Linked DNA regions of Homo sapiens: region 1 is linked to region 2. Evidence: read pairs that join two places in POLR2A ChIA-PET (ENCODE). Cell type or tissue: IMR-90. All regions are shown on one strand. Each heading gives the region's core, and the rest is flanking DNA. Links, peaks and the distances in the headings are about the cores only.

The links. ChIA-PET counts read pairs that join two places held together with the same protein. Peaks named below come from ENCODE experiments on the same cell type or tissue, not always from the same donor. Only the 100,000 strongest peaks of a DNase experiment are listed, where the experiment ranks them.
Region 1: POLR2A ChIA-PET joins it to region 2 with 8 read pairs; 5 of 35 experiments call an interaction of 5 or more read pairs at or near these places.

What each region holds. Positions count from the first base shown.
Region 1 is chr1:211,384,507-211,389,962 of GRCh38, reverse strand. The region is part of intron 1 of LINC00467 (long intergenic non-protein coding RNA 467); the gene reads right to left. Among named protein-coding and RNA genes, the nearest start is that of LINC00467, 4.5 kb to the right of the region's middle. In IMR-90, for the core only: no CTCF peak of the experiment used is centred there; a DNase peak (open chromatin) is centred at 2,862.
Region 2 is chr1:211,570,571-211,576,026 of GRCh38, reverse strand. SLC30A1 (solute carrier family 30 member 1) reads left to right here. Exons shown (of 2, transcript NM_021194.3): 2 at 1-4,459. The coding sequence ends at 639. Among named protein-coding and RNA genes, the nearest start is that of SLC30A1, 5.9 kb to the left of the region's middle. In IMR-90, for the core only: no CTCF peak of the experiment used is centred there; no DNase peak of the experiment used is centred there.

The sequences.
Region 1 (5,456 bases), core at 1,912-4,411, 190 kb after region 2:
CTTATTTATTTATTTAGGCAGGGTGTTGCTTTGCTGCCCAAGCTGAAATGCAGTGGTGCAATCATAGCTTATGACAGCTCCAAACTCCAGGGCTCAAGCGATCCTCCTTCCTAAGTCTCCCAAAGTGTTCAGATTACAGATGTGAGCCACTGAGCCTAACTATTTTCATTGGTTTTTAACATGTGAATCCAATTTACAGAGGAAAACACTGAAGTGTTCATAACAGTTATAGAACAAAAGTTAACTTATCCAATTATAATGCTATAAATGTAAAGGCAGAGCTGTCAGGACACGAAAGGTGGAGAAGAAAAAGAAAAGGTAGCGGGAAAGGAATGCTAATATCCTATGAAATCAAGAGAGAGTGATAAAACTTGTGATAGTGATAGAACAAGAAATATGTGCTTATATATATTAATTGCTTAAGTCTACAAGAGTAAACAAAAGAGAAAATAAAAACACTTTATGAAATCTGTGGAGAAAGCAGCCAGCAGGAGCAGAGGCTGTTAAAATTGAGATGAGCCCTCATCTATCACAGCAGAAACTCAGAGGACAATAAATAAATTTGACTGAGAAAAAACAGTATGGGCATACTATTTAGAAATGCAGAAACAATCACCAAAATAACTAAACATAAAAAATGTTTACGGTGTTTGTCTCTAGGGATGTGGATCCAGAAAGAGGAGAAAGCAGGTGGGATGGAGACTATTGCTTTTCATTATCAACTCTTACATGCAATTTGATCTTTTAATCATGTGCACATATTATGTTGCTAAATGTTTTTAAAAGTTTTTTAAAAAGAGTGAATTGGGAAGTGAGGAAATAAAAGACAATAAACTATATTTTACCATGAAAGCAGAAAAATGGCATAGTGGTTGGAGGAATTACTGAGGTCGGGGTGAGTTTTTAAAATGAGATTCTAGACTATTGGTTTTTTTCTTAAAAAATTTTTCAGTAAAATTTACTGAAATTTATATACAGTAAAATTCACGTGTGTACAGTATTAAGAGTTTTAACACACACATAGATACTTGTAACCACCATTAACAGGATACAGAACAATTCCAATACCCAAAGAATTTCCTCATGCTACTCCCTGGTAGTGAGACCCTCTCCCCACCTTTAACCCTGGGCAACCACTCATCTATCTGTTCACTGTCCGTTTAGTTTTACTTTTTCCAGAATGTCATATAAATGAAATCATAAGTATTTAACCATTTGATATTGGTTTCCTTCACTTAATATAACACACCTGAGATTCATCGAAGCTACTGCATATATCAGTGTTTGTTCCTTTTTACCCAGTCCCATTCCATTGTGAAGATGTACCACACTGTGTTTATCCACATTCACTCACTTAGGGACATTTAGTTCATGTAGTTCTTCTTGTTTAGTCTGCTAATATGGTAGATTACACTGATTAATTTTCAAATGTTGAAACAACCTTTTAGGACATTTTGGGCAATTATAAATAATGCTGCTATAAACATTCATTTACAGATTTTTGTGTTAACGTAAATTTTTATTTCCCTAGGATAAACACACAAAAGTGGAATTGCAGGGTTACATAGTAAGTGTATGCTTAACTTCCTAAGAAACTGCACAACTGTTCACCAAAGTGGCTGTAGTAATGCATGAATGTTCTAGTTGCTCCACATCCTTGTCAGGACTTGGTATTATTTTTTAATTCTATCCATTCTGGTAACTGTTTAATATTACCTCCTGGTTTTAATTTGCATTTCCCTAATGATTAATGATGTTGAACGTATTTTCACGTGCTTATTTGCTAGCTGTATATCACTGGCGAAGTGTCCAACTTTTTGCCTATTTTTTTAATTGGGTTATTTGGTTTCTTGTTAGGTTTTGGAAATTCTTTATATATTCTGGATATAAAAGCCTTTGGTCAAGTATGTGATTTGCAAATATTTTCTCCTAACATGGTTTGTCTTTCATTCTCTTTACGGTACCCTTTATATAGCAAAATATTTTTTGATGAAATTCAATTGATCTTTTTCTTCATAGATACTGCTTTTGTTGTTACCTAATAATTCTTTGCCTAACCCAATGTCACAAACATTTTCTTCTATGTTTTCCTAAAGAATTTTAGGTTTTAGGCTGGGCGCCGTGGCTCATGCCTGTAATCCCAGCACTTTGGGAGGCCGAGGCGGGCAGATCACGAGGTCAGGAGATGGAGACCATCCTGGCTAACACAGTGAAACCCCGTCTCTACTAAAAATACAAAAAATTAGGCAGGCATGGTGGCAGGTGCCTGTAGTCCCAGCTACTCAGGAGGCTGAGGCAGGAGAATGGTGTGAACCCAGAAGGCGGAGCTTGCAGTGAGCCAAGATCCTGCCACTGCACTCCAGCCTGGGGGACAGAGCGAGACTCCATCTCAAAAAAAAAAAAAAAAAAAAAAAAAGAATTTTAGGTTTTAAAATCAGGTCATGTGAATCCTTCAGCTCTGCTCTTCGTTCTAAAAACTCTTTTGCTAATTTAGTTCCTTTACCTTTCCTTATCAACTTTACAATCAAGTAACCTATGCCTACAAAAATCTTGCTTGGACTTTGACTGTAATCAAATTCATGGATCTATTTAGGGAGAACTGACATTTTAACTATACTGAATTTTCCAATCCATGAACACTATGGGTCTTCTTTCATCAGCATTTTGTAGTTTTTAGCACACAAATCCCGCACACACTTTGTTAGATTTATACCAGAGTATTTCACTTGTGAGGGAGGACAGTGGGTCAGTTTCCAAATCCCACACATACTTTGTTAGATTTATACCAGAGTATTTCACTTCTGAGGGAAGAGAGTGGGTCAGTTTCCAAATCCCACACATACTTTGTTAGATTTCTACCTAAGTATTTCATTTGTGAGGGAGGAGATTGGGTCAGTTTCCAAATCCCACACATACTTTGTTAGATTTCTGCCTAAGTATTTCATTTGTGAGGGAGGAGAGTGGGTCAGTTTCCAACGGTTCATTGTTAGTGTAGAAATAGGATTATGTATGTTAAGCTTGTATCCTGTAACCTGCTAAATTTGTTAGCTCTACCAGCTTTTTAAATAGACTTCTTGAGACTTACTATATAATTGTCATCTGCAAATATAATTTTATTTCTTCTTTTCCAATCAGAATGCTTTTTCTCCCATTTTCTTGACTTACTATAATTGCTAGGATTTCCAGTAAAATATTAAACAGTAGTGGAAGAGACATCCTTGCCTAGTTCCCAATCTTGGAGGGTAGAGAGCATTCAGTCTTTCACCATTAAATATAACAATAGCTATGGGTTTTGTCGATGACTTTTATTAGGTTCTCTTCTATTACTTGTTTGCTGAGTTTTAAGAATAATGAATGAATGCTGAATCTTCTTAAGTGTTTTTCTGCATCTATTAATAGCATCATGTAGTTTTTCTTATTTAGTCTGTTAATATGGAGGATTATATGATGTTCAAATATTGAATTCCTGGGATGAGACTTCGTCACAATGTACTATTTTTCTAATATACTGCTGAATTCAATTTGCTATTATTTTTTGAGGAAGTTGTATCTTTGTTCATGAGGGATTTTAACTTTTAGATTTGTTTTTTGTATTGTCTTTATCTGGTTTTGGTATCCAGAAAATGCTGCCTTCATAAAATGAGTTAAGTGTTTCTTCCTTTTCTACGATCCAAAGAGCTTGTAAGAGAACTGTTATTTTTTCATCCTTGAATGTTTGGTGAAATTTGCCAGTGAAATTATCTCGGCCTGGAGCTTTCTTTTTTTTTAAAGTTATTATTCTTTTTTTTTCTTCCTGGCAAGAAGACTCTTGCCAGGGTTTGTTTTTTGGTTGTCGTTTTGTTTGTTCGTTTTTCTCACAAATTCTATTTCTTTAATACTTATAGGACTATTTCATTTACCTATTTTGTCCTGGGTGAGTTTTGGTAATTTTGATAGTGGCCCATTTCTCTCACATTATCAAATTTATAAGTACAGAGGTGTTCGTGTATTACCTCATCCTTTTTAATGTCTGTTGGGTTGGGAGTGCTCTTAGAGCACGTATGTTTGTTTCTTTTTTAAATTTGTACTTAAATTTTTATTTGCTGATCTTCTCTGTATCATTCCAATTTTAGTATATGTGCTACTGAAGCAAGCACTAGCACAGATGTTATAGGAATGACTTCAATAAAATACTGAAGACAAGGTAGACCTGCAGCATAACTGATCCTCGAACCTTGTTATCATTGATTTCCTCTTTCAATTCCATATCCAGTCAGATATTTGATTTGTCCTTGTCAATACTTCTTCTGATTTCTCTTCATTCCCAATACTGCTTGGCACAGTCTCCTACCTAAATGATTCCCCTGCCACTTAACTAGTCTCGTTGCTTTTTCCCACTGTCATGCATTTTTCATACTGCTACCAGATTTATCTTTTTAGACCTCAAATGGTTCAACACTGCCCACAAGATAAAGGCCTTCCACATCTGGCTTAGTTCTGGTGTTCTGAATAATACTTTTTCCCTAAATCAAGGGTTTTTAACATTTAAATTTGAGAAGGAGTAGTCAACAAATCTCCTAAAATTAAGCATAAAATGTTGTATGGATGTGAATTTTATTTCCAGAGCAAGATCTACAGCTTTTTTAAAAAATTTATTTTTAGGCTGGGTCTCATGGCTCACACCTATAATCCTAGCACTTGGGAAGGCCGGGGTGGGTTGATTGCTTAGGCCAGGAGTTTGAGACCACCCAGGCCAACGTAGCAAAACCCATATCTACTAAAGTTACAAAAATTAGTCAGGTGTGATGGTGCACACCTATAGTCCCAGCTACTCGGGAGGCTGAAGCATGAGAATCACTTGAACCCAGGAGGCAGATGTTGCAGTGAGCCAAGATTGCACCAGCCTGGGTGACAAAGCAAGACTGTCTCAGAAAAACATAATTTTTATATATTTAGAGGGTACGAGTGCAGAATTCTTAGATGTACATATTGCACAGTGGTGAAGCCTGGGCTTTTAGTGTACCCATTACCAAAATTGTGAGCATTGTTCCCAGTATGTAACTTTTCAACCCTCACCCCCCTCCCATCCTCCCACCTTTTGTAGTCTGCAGTGTCTATATGTACGTGTACCCATCACTTCTCAGCTCCTGCTTTAAGTGAGAACATGTGATATTTGGCTTTCTGAGTTATTTCGGTTAGGATAATGGCTTCCAGTTCTATCCATGTTGCTGAAAAAACATGACTTTTTAATGGCTAAATAGTATTCCATGGCATACACACACACACACACACACACACACACACCACCACATTTTCTTTACCCAATCCTCTGTTGATGGAGGGTCTACAGATTTTATCAGATATTCAAAATGAGAAAATTGTACTCTGAATCCTTCAACCTTGTCTCTGTATCGAGAACACACTACAGGTGGGGTGCAGTGGCTCATACCTGTAATCCCAGCACTTTGGGAGGCCAA
Region 2 (5,456 bases), core at 1,481-3,980:
GAAATAATTAATAGTACTCATGCATCAGTTTATGAGGCTGGTCCTTGCTGGGTGCTATATTTAGATCCAACTCTTTGTGTTGTAATGGTTTGTATACTTCTTTACACAACCTATCCATTACTTAAGGAATCTGCTCTTATTCTTCTACAAACTGTTCCTAAACAAATTGATATCAGAAATTTGATAAAAGAACTTCGAAATGTTGAAGGAGTTGAGGAAGTTCATGAATTACATGTTTGGCAACTTGCTGGAAGCAGAATCATTGCCACTGCTCACATAAAATGTGAAGATCCAACATCATACATGGAGGTGGCTAAAACCATTAAAGACGTTTTTCATAATCACGGAATTCACGCTACTACCATTCAGCCTGAATTTGCTAGTGTAGGCTCTAAATCAAGTGTAGTTCCGTGTGAACTTGCCTGCAGAACCCAGTGTGCTTTGAAGCAATGTTGTGGGACACTACCACAAGCCCCTTCTGGAAAGGATGCAGAAAAGACCCCAGCAGTTAGCATTTCTTGTTTAGAACTTAGTAACAATCTAGAGAAGAAGCCCAGGAGGACTAAAGCTGAAAACATCCCTGCTGTTGTGATAGAGATTAAAAACATGCCAAACAAACAACCTGAATCATCTTTGTGAGTCTTGAAAAAGATGTGATATTTGACTTTTGCTTTAAACTGCAAGAGGAAAAAGACTCCACTGAAATTCTAAGTTTGCCAAGTAGTGTAATTGAAGTCCTTGTCTGGTCACACAGTTTAATTCTATTTTTGTAAGAACATAATGGGACTGCATAACAGAGTTCTATATTACAATTTTGTGATTATTAGTACAGAGTACAGCTATGCTGTGACTGTTTTGGAAAGCCAGTTTTAACACTATGTTACATTTTTGTTTAAAGTAAGTTAAACCTTATATAACATAATGACATTTGATTTCTGGATTTTTCCCATGATAAAAATTAGGGGGATAAATAAAATTGTTACTGGAATTTCTCTGCTTTTCTTTTCCCCCAGTGTTATACTTTATTAGAATTATAATTGATAGAACTTTAAAATCATCAACAGTTTGTTTCCTTTGACATTTTAGGTGATATTGCCCTTTGAGATCATTACATAGCATAATGGCAGCATATTTTAAGAGTGACTCATGGCTATTAGTAGGAAATAAGATCAGTTACTATCCTGTATTCTGTATTGCTGGCTATTAAACAGTAAGATAATTAACAAATTGAACTACAGTTTACACACAATGGGGCAAATGGGGTAGTAAGAGCAAGGAAGAAAGTTTACCAAACTAAATATTTAGGTTATTGTATGATAATATTGAGACTACATTTCTAAATTATTTTGAGAATTTCAACTTTTTATTCTACCAAAGTTAATCTGAAACTTGGACATGTTCACCAGCATTACTTTCTTTGAAAGATTGGTATAAAAACATTGAGCTGCAAGTTTATTTACAAAATATATAAGTATTTTTAAGGATGTTGACACCTAATAATTACATGCTAAACGCAAACGATTAATGTAATCTTTTAAACCGGGCGTTTGAAAAAAAATTTTCAAGGTCATTTCATGATAACCAATCATGAATGGATTTAAATGGAGCTTTTTGAGCACAACCAGCAATGTTTGTGCTTTCTAAGAGTCACTGACTTGAGAGGAAAGAAAACCAGAAGGTTAATGCAGTTTGGATATTAAATTCTTAGCAAAATTAATAATTAAAGCAAAATTAATTAAGATTTTGTAAGTCATCCTGTCTTCACATACTCAGATCTTCCAATAGTGGCTTATTTTGCAAGATGCCACAATATCTACACAGAAAATTGTGGCTATTTCATTATTGCTATAGATTTCAAATCCAACACAAATATTTAAGGGTGTTTAAGTTATATTTTTCTTGATAGAGGGTATGCTTTGTGACAAAATTAGATTTTTGTCCTTGAAAGGATTAATATTAGCATCAGTTATGTATAGCTCTATTTTTCTAGAAACAAGGTATTCTGACTACTTTTATAGCTGACTACTTTTGGGATGGCTACGTTTTGGGATTTAAAATAGTTCATTGTTTAATGGGTTGTAAGAGGAAAAAGTGTTAGGATTTGACAGTTACTTTTTAAAGGGATGATCTTTTGTGGTGTGTGTTTTTCCTAGTATAAGCCTATTGCTGGCGATGGGCCTATTTAAGAACAGCTGATTTTTTCCAGTGAAAATATGGTAATTTTAGGAACACAGTTTGTAAGTTCACATTTACTATAATGGGCCAAAACCATAACCTGCCAGTTTGCAATACATCTTGATCTTTTAATATTCTTATCTGATATTGTGTAATTCAATTCCTAAACTGATAGTTACCTTGAATTTTGCGAAAAGGTTTGGGTGGTTTTTTTTAAACATGAAATTGAGGGATCTCATCTGGGCGAACAAGAAGAGAAAGCTGTGAATTGTACTGTATCATGTACATTCCTGATTTAATACTTTACAGAACATTTTATTCAGATATCAATTTGTTACATAAACATTTCAGCAATGATACAAAGATAACTGATAAAATATATTACATTCAATGAGGTTTTCTTTACAAATGCTCTACTTGAGGTCTGTGTCTTAAAGATGGCATGACACCTAAGTACAAGACATCAACTGAATGAGGATTTTAAAAAATGGTATATAAGCATAGGACAAGGGCTATGTTTGTTTGTTTTTCAAAAGTGCTTTGAAGATAACAGCCTTTAGGTTTGAGTTATTTCACTTTTCATAATTTTTAAGTAGCTTATATATAATGGTGGTACCATAGGATTTTCTTTTTTCAAATGACTGTCGGCAGAAACAGTGGGCACTGACTCACCTTTTGAGTTTTAGCAGAGAATTATTTATTTCTTTACAATGCACTTTCTAACCCATTGTAGCTATATTAGCATTATCTTTTAAAAAAGACATGCTTTTGTATTTAAATATTGTAGGATTTAAGTGTCTTTCTCAAAATAGCTTATTCCTTTCTGAAAGAAAATGAGGGAAATACTCTGAATTATTAGGAGACTTAAACCCAATATTTAAATATGCTATTTTATAACACTGCATCAGTTTTAGGAGTTGCATCTCTCCTGCTGGCTCTTTTATATTTGAGCAAGATCAGTGTAGAATATGTGTTTAGAAACTTGTCTGTTGTCTCAGTTTAGTGAAAAGGAGGTGCTGCATGTGCCTGAATTAAAACCAAGAAATTTTTCCAAGCCAAATGCAGCCTTAGTGATGAGAGATTTAATTCTCCATTGTCACCTTTTAGCTTTTATGATTGCTTAGTTTTTTCTGAAGGATGTCTGCATTGTAAAACTATGGACTAAAACCTAAAAAACAGAATCCTCAAAAACTTTGCTGTATGTGTTTTAACATTTTAGAGAACAGTATGTTGAATAACTAAGGTATGTAACTTGAATAGGAAAAATGTCCATCAAATGCACCTTGGAAAATCACAGTAGGTAGAAGGCTGTGTTAACCGTTTGTGTCTTATTAACATCCTTAAGTTAATTTTGAATTTTTGACAGTTTTGAGGGAAAAGACCTATGGAACCTAATGTGAAGTATTTCGTATGTTAACTGGTGTTGAGTTGAAGATTTTTACTGTGTATAAGCAGATATCATTTGAATGATAAAAATGTCATTAACCTGCTGTCTTAAGATGTTCACACAAATATGGAGAGTAATTCTACAATATAAAAATATTTATTTTAATACTGAGTTTCAGTTAAGTCATAAACAGTGTTAAAACTCTTGGGAAGGTGTAGGGGTTTTTTGTTTGTCATTTTTAAAATTGAAACTGTGTCATACAGTGTTTCACGTCTCTGAAATTGGGATTATAATAGCACTATTTTGATGTAGCTCTACCGATACTATGTGGTAATGCTATTTTGTTTTACTAACAAGCTCTGGAATATTTAGCAGTCATTTTCACTGGCACAAGAGCCTTTTGTATGTTATTCAATTTAAACTTTTAAACCAAAAATTTTATGGTCCAGTGTCTTTGGCAAAAAGATGCTGGAGGGAATGTAACATACAATTAATATGTGGTTATATATATATATAAAAAGACACAAATTGCCATGTTATGGTTCTGCCTTGAAACAGCACAATGAAGTGTATCAGTATATTCTGTGATTATGAAACTTATATGTTGTGTTGTTTTGTGTCTTCTGTTGCCTGTCCTTTGGGCCAGATGTGGGCCAGTTAAATGCAGTTATCATCTCATTAAATACAGATGCAGATAAAATATCTTTAGTGCTGCAACATTTTACCTAACTTTTTGTATGTTTTCATGACTGTGTGTTATTTTCCAAAGCTGTTCCTACCTCACCATGAGGCTTTATGGATTGTTATGTATTATAAATGTTCTATATGAGACAGACTACTGTGTTTCTTCTCATTTATTAAAAGTTAAGTAGAAAAATAAACTAATTTTAATATCTACTTCATTTGTGCATATGGCCTCCCCTCCGATACTAGGCTTAGTTACACAGAGAGTTGGATTTCAGATAATTGAAAGAGAAATTTCAGTTTAACACAAATGTTGCAAGTGTACAGAGTGACTAGGTTACAAGATGGGTGTGGAAGAAAATGTAAGCAAAAATTGCAATTAAAAATTGAAAGGGTAACACTGCAAAGGCTCACTAATATGAAATACTCAGTGGCTTTGAATTTTATTATAAGCATTAAGCTTATAGATTATATAGTTGTGGTTAACCTGCTGCTTTTGGCACTTGCTATTTTTTTATTTATAAGCATAGTTACTAATAAGGTTTATTAAATATTTTACACCTGTAAATCATCTAAAATTCTTAACGCAATAGTATATTATTGTGGTTCTATGAGCCTCAGGACTATCACAAATGTAGTTTCATAAAAAAATTCATTAAAGAACTTGTATTTTGGGCTGTGAGACAACAGTTGAAAAAATCAACTGACAATAAATGGCAGTAGATAAAGGAATTGATCTATATACAGTAGATATTCCAAAGAAGAGGTAAAAAAAAATTTGGAAAGGATATGTAGGTTAAAGTGGAAAGGAGTAGGGTTTGAGAGGCAAGGGAGCAGGAATAGTGGTATAAAGAATTGGGGGTCTGGGCAGGGTGGCTCATGCCTGTAATCCCAACACTTTGGAAGGCTGAGGTGGGTCAGATCCACTTGAGCTTAGGAGCTCGAGACCAGCCTGGGCAACATGGCAAAACCAGGTCTCTACCAAAAAAATAATAATACAAAAATTAGCCAGGGCTGGGCATGGTGGTTTACTCCTGTAATCCCAGCACTTTGGGAGACTGAGGTAGGTGGATCACTTGAGGCCAGGAGTTTGAGACAAGCCTGGCCAACATGGGGAAACCCCATCTCTACTAAAAATACAAAAATTAGGCAGGTGTGGTAAATTAGCATGCCTGTAGTCCCAGCTACTCAGGAGGCTGAGGTGGGAGGA